2 separate regions of the Homo sapiens genome follow, and region 2 is linked to region 1. Evidence: chromatin loops called from intact Hi-C (ENCODE). Cell type or tissue: gastrocnemius medialis. All regions are shown on one strand. Each heading gives the region's core, and the rest is flanking DNA. Links, peaks and the distances in the headings are about the cores only. Region 1 has its middle 140 kb from the start of CLINT1. Region 2 overlaps LSM11 (LSM11, U7 small nuclear RNA associated).

Region 1 (8,336 bases), core at 175-8,174:
AAACAATAATTCCTCAATATTAACATCTTTTCAGTGTTAAAAATTTTAATTGTCCCACATATTTTGAATTAAAAAAATTTTGTTTTATTAAAAATTTTGTTTTTGTTTATTTATTTATTTATTTTTGAGATAGGGTCTCATTCTGTCACCCAGGCTGGAGTGCAGTGGTGTGATCTCGGCTCACTGCAACCTCCGCCTCTCGGGTTCAAGCAATCCTTCCACCTCAGTCTCCTGAGTAGCTGGGACTACAGGTGTGTATTTTTTAGTAGAGATGGGGTTTCACCATGTTGGCCAGGCTGGTCTCGAACTCCTGGCCTCAGGTGATCCACCTGCCTCGGCCTCCCAAAGTGCTGGGATTACAGGTGTGAGCCACTGCGCCTGGTCATTTTGAAATTTTTTGTTTTTCAGATTGTCTATTCGAACAGGAACCAAATAAGGTCCATATATTGTGATTGATTATGTCCTTTAAAAGGCTTTAAAAATCTATCAGTTTTCACTCTAATCTCCTTTATAATCTATCTTTGAGAAATCCAGATTGTCAGCATCCTCCTCTTTGCAGTTTGCTGATTGTATTCGTGGTATAGATTAACCAGTTTCTCTGTATTTTCTGTACATTGATGGTTGAATCTTGAGGTTTGATCAGATTTAGATGTGAATTTATTTTGGTAAGACTTCTTCACAGGTGGTGTTCTGCTCTTTTATTAGGAGCCACATGATGTCTGATGAGCTCTCTTCTTGTGATGTTAGCAGACTTTCATTCTAATTTCCTAGATCTATTAAATCATGATCGGTAACATGATGGTTAATTTTAGGTGCCACCTTGACTGGGCTAAGGGATGCCCCAATAGCTGGTACATATTATTTCTGCATGTATCTGTGTGAGCATTTCTGGAAGAGATTAGCATTTGAACTAGTAGATTGAGTGTTTTAGTCTGTTTGTGCTGCTACAACAAAATACCTGAGACTGGGTAATTTTTTATTTTTATTTTTGTATTTATTTATTTATTTATTTGTTTTTGAGAGAGAGTTTTGCTCTTGTTGCTCAAGCTGGAGTGCAATGGTGCGATCTGAGCTCACCACAACCTACGCCTCACCTCCCTGGTTCAAGTGATTCTCCTGCCTCAGCCTCCCAAGTAGCTGGGATTACAGTTGCGTGCCACCATGCTGGACTAATTTTTGTATTTTTAGTAGAGATGGGGTTTCACCATGTTGGCCAGGCTGGTCTTGAACTCCTGACCTCAAGGGATTGCCTGCCTTGGCCTCCCAAAGTGCTGGGATTACAGGTGTGAGCCACCGCACCTGGCCTATTTTTTTTTTTTTTTTAATAGAGATGGCGGCAGGGGGGGGTCTCATTACATTGCCCAGGCTGGTCTCGAACTCCAGGGCTCAAGCAATCCTCCCACCTTGGCCTCCCAAAGTGCTGGGATGTAATCCCAGGCAGAGGCTGTCGCACCTGGCCAAAATACCTGAGACTGGGTAATTTATAAAGAACAGACATTTATTTCTCATAGTTCTGGAGGATGGAAAGTTGAAGACCAAGGCTCTGGCAGTTGAGGATGTTTGGTGAGGCTGCGTCCTCTAGACAGGTGGAATGCTGTGTCCTTGCATGGCAAAAAAGCTAACGAGCAAGCTAAAGACCTAGACAAATGCCATAAAAAGCCTTTTTTCATAAGGGCCTTTATTTCTTTCACATGAGAGCAGCCCTCGTGGTGTAATCACCTGTTAGAGGCCCGTCTTTTAATACTATTACCTTGACAACCCCTGGATTTTGGAGGGGTTGTCACATTCAGACCATAGCACTGAGTAAAGAAGATCCCCCTCCCTCATGTGGGTGGGCAATATCCTATCCGGTGAGGGCCTGAATAGAACAAAAAGGCAGGGGAATTGTGAATTCAATCTATCTGCTTGATTTGGGACATCCAGTGCTCTTGCTCTGCGACATTGGAGCTCCTTGTTCTTAAGCCTTTAAACTCAGGCAGGGATTTTCACCATCAGATCTCCTACTTCCTGTTTTTGGACCTTGGCACTCAGACTGGAGCTTATACCATTGGCTTTCTGGCTCCCAGGCCTTCAGGCTTGAACTAGAACTATACTGCTTGCTTCCCTGGGCCTCCAGTTTGCAGATGGCAATTTATAGAACTTCTCAGCCTTCATAATCATGTGAGCTAATCCCTCATAATAAATCTCTTTCTATAGATCTACATATATCCTATTTGCTTTGTTTCTCTGGAGAACCCTGACTAATACAAATAGCAAAATAAGGCCAGGTGCTGTGGCTCATGCCTGTAATCCTAGCACTTTGGGAGGCCGAGGCGGGCAGATTGCCTGAGGTCAGGAGTTTGAGACCAGCCTGGGCAACACGGTGAAACCCTATCTCTACTAAGAATACAAAAATTAGCTGGGCATGGAGGCATGCGCCTGTAGTCCCAGCTACTTGGGAGGTTGAGGCAGGAGAATTGCTTGACCCCAAGAGGCAGAGCTTGCAGTGAACCGAGATCGTGCCACTGCACTCTAGCCTGGGCGACAGAGCAAGACTCCATCTCCAAAAAAAAAAAAAAAAAAAAAAAAAAAAAGGCAAATTAATAAATCTATCATCCCTTCTTTAATTATTGGCTGGAATACTTTAACAAAGAGAAATGTGTCATCTATTGTTATAAACTTCTAACTCACTTGGGATGAGAGATGACTTTATGATTCCTGTTCTTGCAATAAAAGGTATTTTGAAAGATTCCAAATTAAGCCAAAGAAATAAATTGCTAAGAGAGGAATTTTGGCATCAGAAACATCACTTTAAATGTTTGAGGTCCTGAGAATATTTGAGGTCTTGTTATGGCTGAAATAATATAAAGTAAATAATCTACAGTGCTACCCACAGCCCTCAACAATGTGCCCAACCCGCAATACACATTCAGTACATATTAGCCATTATTAACATCATATAATCTAACCATCGCATTTTAGATGTGGAAAATTGGGGGTTATTCATTTGTTTGTTCATTCAACAAATGTTTACTGAGCCCTTATTAAACTCTCTGAGGAGGCACAGTTCTAGGGGCTGGGGAAACCACAAAACCAAGTCTCTGAGTTTGTTGTGCTTTGTTGTGGGTTGTGGGAAATCTAAGAGGGTGATAAATGATATGAAGGAAATAAACAGGGTGATGTGTTAGTCCTACTGGGTGGGGCATTACTTTAGGTGGGGCGCTAACATTGGGAGAAAGGAGCCCGATAGGTAGAGGTGTAGAAAGAGGACTTTCCACGCAGGGGATACTGCAAGTGCAAAGGCTCCGAGGTGGGAATAAGCTGGACATGTTCCAGGAGCAGAAAGGCAATCAGTGCGGTTGAGTCTGAATGAGCAGGCAGAAGGGTGGTAGAAGGTCCATGTAGAGAGACAGGTGGAAGCAGAGATGAGAATCCTGTTTTTCTGGTGGCTTCTGTGTTGGTACATTTTGTATATAACTTTGTACGATTCGGGGGCCCACTTTGTACGATTTGCAGCTACAAAATACAGTGTTTTCAAAATCACTTTCCTCATCCTGCCTGTTTAGACCTGTGCCTTTTGAGAGCCAGTTCTGAAGCAGACAGCAGTTCCGTGCTGCACCCAGGTTTTCTTTCTGGCGGCTTGCAGCTCCTGGTGTTTTCAGGGACCGCTGGTGAGAGCTGCTGATTTGGAGTTGAAGAGCCAGCCCCAGGGCCGTTCCATGTCGTGCTCTGCCCTGACCTCTGGTGGAATCGGCCTGTTAAGACATAGACCAAGTGGGAATGTGGAAGTCCTTGCCTCCTTCTTCCATTTGGCTGGGAGTATGCGATGTATTATGAAGGCCTCCAGCACCTCAGGTCCTCTTCAGATTTTCAGGACCTTTGGAGGGACAGGATTTCAGACACTGCCATGGGATGGCCCAATGACTTTTGACCATCCAACACCTCTTGGCCTCAGGGATTGGCTCAGAAAGGGCACATGACCCAGTCTGGGCAAGTCAGGTCTTCCCTAAGCATTGGTACAGGGACCTTAGGAGACAGAGCATCTTTTTACCTGGGATTTGGAGTTATAATGTCCTTTTATACTTGGACTGCCAGTCTCCATCTCTTTGGCCACACGAAGGGAGGCTTCCTGAGAATTTAAATCAATACTGAGGAGGAAGGTGGGGTCTGGAGATGTGATGGGAACCATCATTTAAGCTCCTGCTTCGGTTTGGGCTTAGACTGAGCCAATAAATAACTTTTTCTCTTAAGCTGGTTTCAGTTAGGTTTCTGTTGCTTGCAACTGGAAATCTCCTAATTGCTATGTCAATCAGTGCTAGCCATCACTATTAGTAGTGGTACTGATCAAAAGTAAGTTTGAGGTAGATACACAATGGCACTCTATGGCAGAATCCACATTTGTCACTATATAGTGATCTGTTTTTCTGTTTCTAAATGTTGGTCTCTCTCATTCCATAAAGGCAGAAACCATATTTGTTTTGCTCATCAGTCTAGCTCACTGTCTAGTTGAGTAAGTCTTCAATAAATACTTGTGGAATGAATAAATAGTTGCATGGCAATGTTTACTGATGTGAGAAGGTAACTTACATTCTCTAATACTATTGTAGCCATCTAGGGGAATGTGCTTATTCTTTAGCTAGTCATGCTGAAGGGTTTATGGGCAAAGTTGGATGATATCTGCCGCAACTTAGTTGGTTCAGGAAAAAAAAGTATTATCTGTATGTGTATATCAATGACACAACCACAATGTGAAAGTTTAAGAGCTTTTAGCACTCACTACAACCCCATGCACCCATCACTCAGATTCAATAATGATCTGATGAGCCATCTTGTTTCATTTCTACTCCTACTACCTTCCTGTCTCTATAGACTTATTTTGGAATTATTTACTTTGAAGTAATTTCAAGCTTGCAAAAAAATTGCAAGTATAGTTTGGAGAATACCCAAATACTCTTTGTTTAAATTCACTATTTTTAAAAATCTTATCATGCTCCCTCATGTGCAATGTTTGTGTATATATATCTGTATGTGTTTACAGATATATGTGCATGTAGACATAAAATCGTTAATTTTTGGACCATCTGACAGTAGGCTGCATGGCTAAGGCCTCTTTACTTCATGTATATGTATATGTGTGTTAAGAGACAGAGTACAAATACAGCAAAATGTTAACCATTATTGAAATTAAGTGGTGGCTATAGAGGTATTCATTGTACTATTCTTTCAATTTCTATGTATTTAAAAATTATCAAAATAAAAAATAGGAAAAGAAAAAATATTACCATTGTCTTGATGTGCAGTCGTGATCACCCTGCTTTTAAGAAATTTCCAATCATGGCTGGGCATGGTGGCTCACGCCTGTAATCTCAGCACTTCGGGAGGCCAAGGCGGGCAGATCACTTGAGGTCAGGAGTTAAAGACCAGCCTGGCCAACATGGTAAAACCCCGTCTCTACTAAAGATACAAAAATTAGCTGGGTGTGGTGGTGTGCGCCTATAATCCCAGCTATTCAGGAGGCTGAGGGAGAAGAATTGCTTGAACCCAGGAGGTAGAGGTTGCAGTGAGTCGAGATCACGCCACTGCACTCCAGCCTGGGGGACAGAGTGAGACTCCATCTTAAGAGAAAAAAAAGAAATTTCCGATCCCCGAATTTCCTATAATTCGGGGAAATTACGGAAAAACTATTTGCATTATAAAGAAATGTTCATGTTCTGGGAAAAATATCTCCTCAAGTCTTCTTCAAATAATAGCAATTAAAATGATCCAATGAAGGCATACAGTTCAGCTGTAGAGGAAATGAAATTAGCCCAAGAGAACAAATCTTTTCTTTCCCTTCTCCCTTCCTTTCTTCCTTCATCTTTCCCTAGTTTGCTAAAATTTTTTAAAAAGCTCTTGTTTTCAGATTATAAAGTCACGGTAAAAAAAAGTTCAGACAATAATGAAAGGGGTAAAGAAGACATTAAAATTATCCACGACGTTACATTCTAAAAATAATAGTGAAAACAGCACAAAACACTGTTCTAAACACATTCATACTTTACTAATACCCCAAGGAAGTAGTTTCTACTATCATTCATATTTTACAGGTGGGGAAGTTGAGGCACAAAGGGGTTGAGTAAATTTCCTAAGATGAAAGTCCAGCTCCACCTAAGATTTGTAAGAGCTTGAATTCGAACTCAGGCAATCTGACTCTAAAACCTGTGCTCTTCACCACTATCCGACCCCACCTTGCTGAGAAAAAGGCACTTCGAACCCTTTGGTAAATATTCTTTTGTACAGATGTGCACTCTTGCTCACATACACACAAGTGCACACATATACAATCACGCACGTGATCATATGCATATACCCAGACATGTGCACATACATGTCACTAACACACATATGAGCACATCCACATTTTACAAAACAATCATTTTATTTATGGCAGTTGACATGGTTAGGCTTTGTGTCCCTACCGAAATCTCATCTTGAATTGTAATCCCCATAATCTCCACCTGTCAAGGTTGGGAGCAGGTGGAGGTAATTGAATCTTGGGGGCGGTTCCCCTATGCTGTTCTCGTGATAGTGAGTGAGTTCTTAGGAGATCTGATGGTTTTATAAGCGTCTGGCGTTTCCCCTGCTTGCATTCACTCTGTCCTGCCGCCCAGTGAGGAAGGTTCCAGCTTCTCCTTTGCCCTCCGCCATGACTGTAAGTTTCCCGAGGCTTCCCCAGCAATGTGGAACTGTGAGTCAATCAAACCTTCTTCCTTTATAAATTACCCGGTCTCAGATATTTCGTCATGGCAGTGTGAGAACAGACTAATACAGTGCTTCATGACTCATGTTTTACATACAAAAGTAGGCAGGAGAGTTTAACGAACCCCTGTTTTGAGTGAAACAATGAACTTTACTGTCTACAGCACCTGAGAGGCCCAGAAAGGAGAGGACCAGCAAGGGGACTACTGACTTGGGTTCCTTTGTGGCGGCCTTGCTATCCAGGCTCAGATTGCAGGCACGGCTTCCATGATGCAACCACAGTGTGAGTGTTTAGTTTTTAGCACTCACTACAACCACATGTGCCAGTCACTCAGATTCAATAATAATTTGATGACTCATCTTGTTTCATCTCTACTTCCAGTACTTTTTCCTCTCTATAGATTTTTTGGAATTATTTACTTTGAAATAGCTTCATACTTGCAGGAGTATTACTAGTATAGAAAATACCCAGCTGGGCCGGGTGTGGTGGCTCACGCCTGTAATTCCAGCACTTTGGGAGGCCGAAACCGGAAGGCGGAGGTTGCAGTGATCTGAGGTTGTGCCACTGCACTCTAGCCTGGGCAATGAGAGCAAAACTCTGTCTCAAAAAAAAAAAAAAAAAAAAAAAAAAAAAAGAAAGAAAATACCCAGCTGGGCGTGGTGGCTCACACGTGTAATCCCAGCACTTTGGGAGGCCTAGGCGGGTGGATCACCTGAGGTCAGGAGTTCGAGACCAGCCTGGACAACATGGTGAAACCCCGTCTCCACTAAAAATACAAAAAATTAGCTGGGTGTGGTGGTGGACACCTGTAATCCCAGTTACTTGGGAGGCTGAGGCAGGAGAATCACTTGAGTCTAGGAGGTGGAGGTTGCAGTGAGCCAAGATCTCACTACTGCACTCCAGCCTGGGTGACAGAGGGAGACTCCATCTTAAAAGAAAATACCAAATGCCCTTTATCCAAATTCACTAATTTTTAACCTCTTGCCATATATGCTTTATAATTCTCTCTCTCTGATTTGCTCTATATATGTATATATATATCTGTATGTGTATATACTTGTGTGTATATGTGTATATATATATATAAAATCATTAATTTTTGGGTCATCTGACAGTAGGCTGCGTGGCTAAGGCAGCTTTACTTCATACTTCAATGTCCGTTTCCTGAGAACAAAGATATTTTCTTACATAGCCGTAGTAACTAAATGGAGGAAAGTTAATTGATAGCAATACTTAACATCTATGGTCCGTATTCCAGTTTTGTCAATTGTCCCAATAATGTCCCTTATAATATTTTTTTAACGCCTAGTCCAGGATCTAGTCCAAGATCATGCATAACATTTGGCTGTCATGTCTTGTTGGTCTCCTTTCATTGGAACTGTTCTTTAGCCTTTCTTTGCCTTTGATGACATTGACATTTTGGAAGAATAAAGGCTATTTATCTTACAGAATGTTCTTCAACTTGGGTTTATCTTAAGTTTTCTCTTGGCTATGTTCAGGTTAGGTCTTCCTGGCCAGAATGCTACTGGTCCAGGACGTTGTGTCTGTCCCCAGAAATCACATCTGTGGGTACACAATGTCCATTGATGATGGTAATTTTCATCACTGGGTCAAGGTA
Region 2 (8,336 bases), core at 302-8,301, 230 kb before region 1:
TCCAGTGCCTAGTTAAATCTAACCTGACTTAAACATATGCCTGTTTTTATGTTTACCTATAATTTTCATATAGCCGTATAAGGATTGATTTACCATTTTTTGCCCAACATGACAATTCTGGCTATGAAAATTATGTTTAAACTGTGTATGATCTATTTTATGTGCTCTATGTTCCCATTTGTTTGTTTGGTCTGGACAGTGGTTCTGGAATGAATTCTATCTAGTAAATTAGTAAATGTGCTGTTTTGTATAAAGCATGATAATTACTTTTTAACAGAAGTTCATTTTTAAAGATTACTCCCTTTTCTTTCTCTCTTTTTTTTGAGACAATTTCTCTCTTGTTGCCTAGGCAGTGCAGTGGCGCGATCTCAGCTCCCTGCAACTTCTGCCTCCCAGGTTCAAGCGATTCTCCTGCCTTAGCCTCCTGAGTAGCTGGGTCAGCCACCATGGCTGACTCATTTTTTGTATTTTTAGTAGAGAAGGGGTTTTACCGTGTTAGCCAGGCTGGTCTTGAACTCCTGACCTTGGGTGATCCACCTGCCTCAGCCTCCCAAAGTGCTGGGATTACAGGCGTGAGCTATCCCGCCCGGTCCCCTTTTCTTTATTATCGAAGATATTGTTTAAAAGAAAGAAAAAGTAGGTCCCAATAATATATGTGCTATTCAAAAAATGTGATCATTTAGGACATTATCACAAGTTGCTATGGAAATAACTGAAGACTTCCTCAGGAGAAGGAAAGAAAATGAGGAACATAATGATAGAGTCGGGGAACTCCCACTAGCTCACCTGAGGGGGGCTCGATGCAGCTGAAATACTGAATACTGAAATACTAGAAACCAACAAAACTGGTTTCTAGAATTCTCCAGGGATTTGGGCTTGGGAAACTTGGTAAGAATAGTTTTTATTTTTGAACATTCAACTTTGGTTCTTCAAAGTAATCTTTAAACATGGGAATATGTTTTCAAGACAATTTATAGGACATACTTATGTAGTTGGTGAGGTCTTCTCAAAAGTATCTACCTTTGTTAGATAATAACAAGTGATTAAGAAAGGGGAGATATGGTTTTATACTCATAACAATTTCCTGTGCCATTCTCTGTACACAGAGGTGATTCATTTACTCTCCCATTAGTAGAACTTGCACTTTGGGCTGTCTGTTCTAGTATTTGGGAAGTGTTTATGCTTCCTTCCAGGGACCATCTTATGATCAGAGGCAGGATGTCTGTGAGATGGTTAGCTAGAGTTAGCAGTGTCCGGGGAGAGTGGCTTTAGACCAGTCAGTACCTTGCTCTTTGTGCATGGTGCATGTCAAGTCAGGAAGCCAAGAAACCGTTGGCATTAAAATCTAGATGCATAGAGATCCTTGCTATGAGTTGTGGATAGGAGTGGCTCCATCTATCCTTGTGGTGAAAGAGTCCAGGAGCTCCTTTAGAGATTGTCAAGTCCTGAGCGATGAGCTGCCCTTAATCCTCAGAAGCCTTACAAAAATTGAGATGTACCATTTCTACCCTTTGAGAAAAAAGAAATAGAAACTTACTTGATGCAGAATGGATATTTATATTTCTGCTTGCACCATTTCCATAGCAGCTGACAAAGGCAAAATCATGAAATAGAATCATTTCTATAAATTGCTTCTTTAAGTTTTCTCTAAATTTTGCCTCTAGGAAAAAATTAAAACTATTCAATGACAGCTAGCTGTCACTGGTGCTACCCCAAAGCTTTCCAATCTTTTATGTATTTTTTGTGAATGAAACTGTTGCTGTAGGAAAGTCAAGGTTCATGTAAGAGTATCGTGGTGTAAATATAATGGTTTCACAGCTGTTTGAATTTTTCTTTTCCTGTGCCAGATATAGAATGCAGTCAACCCTTTTTCAGTAACTTATGTTCACCAGTCTGTGCTTTTCTTCTCCCAGAAGGCTTTTCTTAGTGGTTGTAAATGCAAGAATCCTGAGCCCTGTGTTGCAAAGGTGGGTGGTCTGTCAGCACTTTCTGGCAAATTGAGTTGATGGATTTAAGATAAGCCTTTGGGGTTCCTGTCAGTTTTCTGGGCCCTGAGGAAGGGTTGGGCCTCCTTTACTCTCAGTATTTTGAGTGTTTTTCAAATGTTTGTACGTTATCTTGCACTGCTCTAATAAAAATGAAAGCTCTCTGACAAGAAATAGTTCTGGATGGTTTGAAGATCTGCGGGGAAAAATAAGTGTGCACCTGAGACCTTCAGTTAGTCTTTTATTTATTTAGAATAAAAAATAGTTTGATAACCTACCAGAGTTAGTGCTTCTTTAAAAACACTCCTTGGAAAGATGGGGACTGTCCCTTAGGAAAGCCATAAAAGTGATTCCCAATACTTTGCAATTGCTTTTGATTTTTAGTCCTTTGGAACAAATGTGTGATGTTATGTCTGATGTTGTGTTTTTAGAGCTGTGAAAAGTCTGAAAAATTTCAAGGGGTATTATTTAAATGATGATTATCTGGCTGAATTATGTGTGAGCTAGAATCTAGGGTAGCTGTCCACTTCTTTTTCTGTTGTCCTGACAGTAAAGCAAATAGTAAGCCATGTCTTGAAAGTGATTTGCTTGTTTCATACTGACATCTAAAGACATCAGCCTTCTCTTTGGCAACCCTGGGGATACTCCTCTGCACCATAACTTATTAATGTTTTTTTAGACAAGGCTAAACCTGAATGACTCTACGTATCTATAGTTTCACTGCTCATATACCAGCTGCTACAAGAAAAACCATGACTTGTAAGTTTGTCTTTACTCCTAATTGCTAAATTAACTGAAACCCTTCCTGTCTAGGGAGAATTGCTGCTAGTAAGGTCAGTTTGCAATGTTCAGCTTTAGATATGTGTCGTAATGGGAGTCTGAAAACTGTAATAAACTGTATTCATATCCTGGCTGCTTTGTCTCTGTTGATTTAGGGGGGTGGGAGAGAGGAGGCAGGGGAGTCTGTTACCAAGTGAAGACACCTGTCTAGAAAGTTAGACCATCTCAAGCCTTCTGCATTTACATTATTGTAACCTTGTACCTTTTCTTTACCAAAGTCCACACATCTAAGTCACCACTCTTGCCGGGCGCAGTGGATCACGCCTATAATCGTGGCACTTTGGGAGTCCGAGGCGGGTGGATCACCTGAGATTGGGAGTTCGAGAACAGCCTGGCCAACATGGTGAAACCCTGTCTCTACTAAAAATACAAAAATTAGCCAGGTGTGGTGGCGGGCACCTGTAATCCCAGCTGCTCGGTAGGCCGAGGCAGGAGAATCACCTGAACCCGGGAGGCAGAGGCTGCAGTGAGCTGAGATCATGCCACTGCACCCCAGGTTGGGCCACAGAGCAACACTCAGTCTAAAAAAAGGAAACAAAAATAGCTGGGCATGGTGGCAGGCACCTGTAGTCCCAGCTACTCGGGAGGCTGAGGCAGGAGAATCACTTGAACCCAGGAGGCGAAGGTTGCAGTGAGCTGAGATTGCACCACTGCACTCCAGCCTGGGCGATAGAGCGAGGCTCCATCTCAAAAAATAAAAATAAGTAAAATAAAAATAAAACACCACTCTTGAGGTGGCTTTTTTCTTCCAAGTTTACTTGAAGTTCATGCTTAGGAAAGGAACTTGGCCCACATTCTGAATTATCTCCTCTAAGCTGCAAGCAGTGGTAATTGCCCTGTGAATTTATTCTACCTAATAGCTCACTGGCACTAGTCCATTCTGTTCATGATCTGCTGAAATCACCATTCATTCTGCTCCCTCTGAGTGTTTTACCACATTTGGCAAATCAATCTTCACATTCTTCCAAAAATATTTAAATTTTCTACCAGCTTTCCACTGTGCATGTACAGGAAGTTTAGCTGTCCCAGATTTGCCACATTGATTACTTGGATCTCTTCTGTGTGCTTCCAGAACTGAATCACCTGGTAAGGTAGACAAGAAAAGTCACATTTATTCTTAGAGGGGGAAACCTGAAGTTAACTGTCAAGACCCAGTTTCTCACTTTAAAGGATCCATTAACTTGAGCCCAGCTGACACACACCAAGTTGCTAACTGCTGCAGTAGAAAGGGAGGCAAGACCCGTGTGCTGTATGTCTGGTCCTTGCCTGTTTGTTTTGAATCTCAGATACTTCTGATTAAATGAGAATGTCCTAATTAATCAAAGTAATGGCAAAAGAGTCAGCTAGCTTGACACTGTAAATGTACAGTGACAGTTAAATGTTGGCAGGGAGTGGAGGCCAGTGGAAAGAGACACATCGATCACTCTCCCTGTGCTTCCAAGATAGGAGTGGCAAGCAGAAAAAAATGCCAACCGTTCTCTCCTTGGTTATAGATGAAGAGTTTTTCAGTCTGCTCAGTTACCACTAGGTGGCAGTGGGTTAAAGAAAACTGCTTACCTAGAGGTCCCAGAAGGACCGGAGTCTCTAGTCTCCAGTCACTGCTACAATTTATCGTTAAATGCTCACCAGTCAGGACTGAGTTAATTAAGGAAAAACAAGCTATAATCAACCCAAGTGGCAATATAAACGTTTCTTTTCAATATTGAATTTACCTAATTCGAAGCTCGGGAAGCCTGACTGATGGCGTTCAGGTAGTGAATGTGCTTGGGGAAGAGTGGCAAAGCGGGATTTCTCAGTGTCTGCTGTTTAAGGGGTCTCTCACTACTCTTCCATCCTGAGACTCCATCTCAGAAACTGTCAACTCCATCCAGCCTCTTCCCACCTGCTGCCAAGGGATTGCCCTGGGAAGCCTCTCTTAAAGCCCTTGTTTCTTAGCAACTGTCTCACTTTGAAACAATTCAGTTCTACCCAATGTTGCCTGAAAGCCCATTTGTGAGAGAGGTTGCAGCTCTCTTATGATTCTATGGCCAGAATTGAGCCTCCACTCCAAGATCGTGAGCAAATATGCTCGAGCCAGAGGGAACTTTCTAATAAACAGAGGAAAACCTGTTTTAGGTTGAGATACTGGCGGGCAGAAGTGGGGGGTGGGCAGTGCTAGTCAGGCTCCTCGCACATCACACCAAGACCTTCAAAAAGCCTTTCCCTCCCTACCTCAAGCATAATTTTTCAGCAGCCTATTCCTGTGGTGTAGAGGAATAACAGTATGTGAGATAATAGTAGATACTGGTCTTCAAATGTTTAAAAATAAGGTTATAATAAAGAGCCATTTTGATCCTTGGCAACTTGCACCACATTTCACTTAGTCACGCTGTGTGAAGAGGCAGAAAACAGATCATGCAATAAGAGACACGGTCCGTTTATAACATTTCATCCCTGCATTAAGCATATTACATGCATTACCTTGTTCAGATACCACCATGAGAGGAAGACTCTATCCCCTTGATATATGTGAGGAAACTAAAGCTCAGAGAGGTTATGTAAGTTGCTAAAATCTCTCTACTAATAAATAGTGAATTGAGGGGTCTATCTAGGTCTCACTGACTCTTAAGTTTATTGCCAGCCAATTTCACCTTTAAAATATTAAGTTTCTCAGACATTAACCAGAAAAATTTGAGAGTAAGCTGAGCCATCTCCCTAAACTAATCAGAAATCAGAAAGCTGAATTAAAATGCAGCATGGCTGGGTGCGGTGGCTCACGCCTGTAATCCCAGCACTTTGAGAGGCCAAGGCAATCAGATCACAAAGTCAGGAGTTCAAGACCAGCCTGGCCAACATGGTGAAATCCTGTCTCTACTAAAAAAAATACCAAAAAAAAAAAAAAAAAAAAAAATGCCAGGTGTGGTGGTGCGTGCCTGTAATCCCAGCTACTCGGGAGGCTGAGGCAGGAGAATTGCTTGAACCTGGGAGGCAGAGGTTGCAGTGAGCCGAGATCATCCCACTGCACTCCAGCCTGGGTGACAGATCAAGACTCTGTCTCGGAAAATAAAATAAAATGCAGTGTGGTGGTTTACTACAAGTGTCTAGTCCCTTCTAATTCACGCTACTCTTTGGCTGGGAGTGGGCACATGCACCCAGGGCTTCCTGGCTTCTAGAGAGAACCAGGGTGGGGAGCACCCCCAGGGGCAGCAGGCCAGCTGTGGCCCTAGGAAGAGTGGCTGCCAAGTGAGTGCTAGGAGGCCTTTGCCCACTAGTTAGTTTGGTCCTGGAAGGGGTATTGATCCCATAATCTTGTTGAAAAGAAGATGGAGTGACTGGTGGTCTCCCCAGCTCTTCAGTATACATTGAGAAAGTTCACCATCCCTTTCCAATCTTCCCCAACACTTGGGAAGGATGCTTTGTCCCAGCCTTGACTAGAAAATCGTCTAATTAAAGAAACTCTTCTCATGGCTAAACTATGGAAGTGCCTAAGCTACAGAAAAAAAAAATTATTACTTGAAGGACTGTATCTTTCTCCTTAGAGCTAAAGGAGGCATTTGGCAAGCTGTCTGTCCAGCTTGTAAAATTGCCCTTCAACTTGTATTAATTTCCATAGGATGGCAATCCTGGGAGGATCCCCAGCTCCTTCTCTTATTACCTCAGGAAACTCCTGATCCCTAATATAGCGATAATGCCACCTGCTTCATAGGTTTGCTGGTGTCAAGTGCTCAGGCCATACAGCAATCCCCTAATATCATTTATGCTCGATGAACATGCTGTGCCATGCTCAACGGCTTTCTTAACTTCCCTGTGCTTCCATTCTGTGTCCTGAGACCAGACCCGGCAAACAGATGGACAGAGTTGGATGTTTTCCTCCTTTTTTCCCAGCACGCAGGTGTTTGAAAGATTGCTTCTAGGCTTCCTGAGTTCTCCATGCTTCCTCAATTGGCTCTCCCCGGGTTAAAACTTCAGAATGCTATCAGCTTCTCCACTGCTGGGAGAGCTGTGTGTTCCCCCAGGAATGACATTAGGCTCCACGGGACATTCATTAGTTGGGGTTACGAGGGGGCCACAGGGCACTGGAATGGTAATTTCCTACATGGGACCCCAGTGACCCAGAGTGAGCTAGCTCAGCTGGTCTGAGCATGTGGCTAATGAGGACAAGGTCATGGTTTCTCTCCTGTGTGGGCCAATTAGTGTCACGTGGAAGGCGCGCTCCTGGGGCATCAGGCAGCAGCAGCCTTACACATGTGGCACTGGTCACTAGGATGGCTCAGTGTAGCTATCATCACTATCACAAACCCAACACAAAGCCTACATCTTCTTATTACGTAGCCCATTGTGTCCAAAACTTGGTCATTGACAGAGCACCTTCATGATTTTTGCCTTATCCTAAGCAGACCAGTACATTTTTATTTATTCAAGATTGTTCAATAAATTCTATAAATTGACTCACTTTTAAAAAGTTACCAATTTAAACAGTGACTCACTTTTCAGAGTAACCAGTGCCACACATGTAAGGCTGCTGCCTCACTTACAAGGAAGCTGTACGTCACTACCACCAATGGAAAATTGGGAATCTTGCCCTACATGAAAGTCCACGTTAAAATAAATACGTAACTATTGACATTAAAATGTCTTTGTGCCATTTGCAAACAGTTTCTAGGCCACGGTGATCAATGCACTGCGTGTTAATAAATGTTGCATGTATATAATCTGCATATGTTACATAATATCCACACTGGCAATAAAACGGTACCATCCACAAAAACAATATTATAAAACACCTGCTTTAGTGGGAAGAGCTGGGATCAGTGACTGGGGAGTTTCACACTTGAAGCAATGAAATTATTATTCTTAAAGCAATTTCAATACCAAGAACCTTTCTACTAGCCATAGATGTGTACCTATAAAAACTAAACTCTGAACAAATCCAGGGTTTAATTTACCTCTAGCTTTTGCTCAACAGTCGTGACTTTTGTTCACACCCTCCACTGGCACTATCATTAACATGGTGCTTCTTACACGTCCTATCATTATCATCTGTTTTGTGATAAAGCACAAACATGCAAAGCAGATGTTGACTGCACAACACCTCTGTTCTCCTTCAGTCATAAGCCAGTTCACGCTCATCTCCCCTGGTCGGCCAGTTCCTTATGGAGATCAAGATATAACCAAGAGTGGCGTTGGTAATAAAAATGTATTCCCTAATTAACTGGGCATGTTACATCCAATCCCGTTATGAAAATGTGCCCTGGAAGATGAATAAACATGAAAACACAGACACGAGGTTGAGAGACAGCCTAGCCACTTCCATTATTTCAGATTTCCAATACATTAAAAAATGAAGACATGTCAGAGCAGAGTTGTAAAAGTTCTGGTATATTTTTAAAATCCAACTGGAACAATGGACAGCGTTCAGTCCTCTCTGCGTATGTGACTGGTGTGCAGCCTCATTTGGAGCCGAGCCACAGTCTGCATATGAGGTCTCGGTGAATGTGAGGTCCCAAGGGTCCTCCCCTCCCCACCCCAGGC

What was found. A loop is a pair of places that touch in the nucleus more often than their neighbours do. Peaks named below come from ENCODE experiments on the same cell type or tissue, not always from the same donor. Only the 100,000 strongest peaks of a DNase experiment are listed, where the experiment ranks them.
Region 2: it touches region 1 in a loop (11-fold over the local background); 29 of 110 quality-filtered maps call a loop at or near these places.

Annotation. Positions count from the first base shown.
Region 1 is chr5:157,991,379-157,999,714 of GRCh38, forward strand. No RefSeq gene overlaps it. Among named protein-coding and RNA genes, the nearest start is that of CLINT1, 140 kb to the left of the region's middle. In gastrocnemius medialis, for the core only: a CTCF peak has its summit at 3,715 (motif pointing left); a DNase peak (open chromatin) is centred at 3,723.
Region 2 is chr5:157,757,814-157,766,149 of GRCh38, forward strand. It overlaps LSM11 (LSM11, U7 small nuclear RNA associated), which reads left to right. Exons shown (of 4, transcript NM_173491.4): 4 at 1-2,896. Among named protein-coding and RNA genes, the nearest start is that of LSM11, 18 kb to the left of the region's middle. RefSeq lists a silencer at 4,271-4,320. In gastrocnemius medialis, for the core only: a CTCF peak has its summit at 4,345 (motif pointing right); no DNase peak of the experiment used is centred there.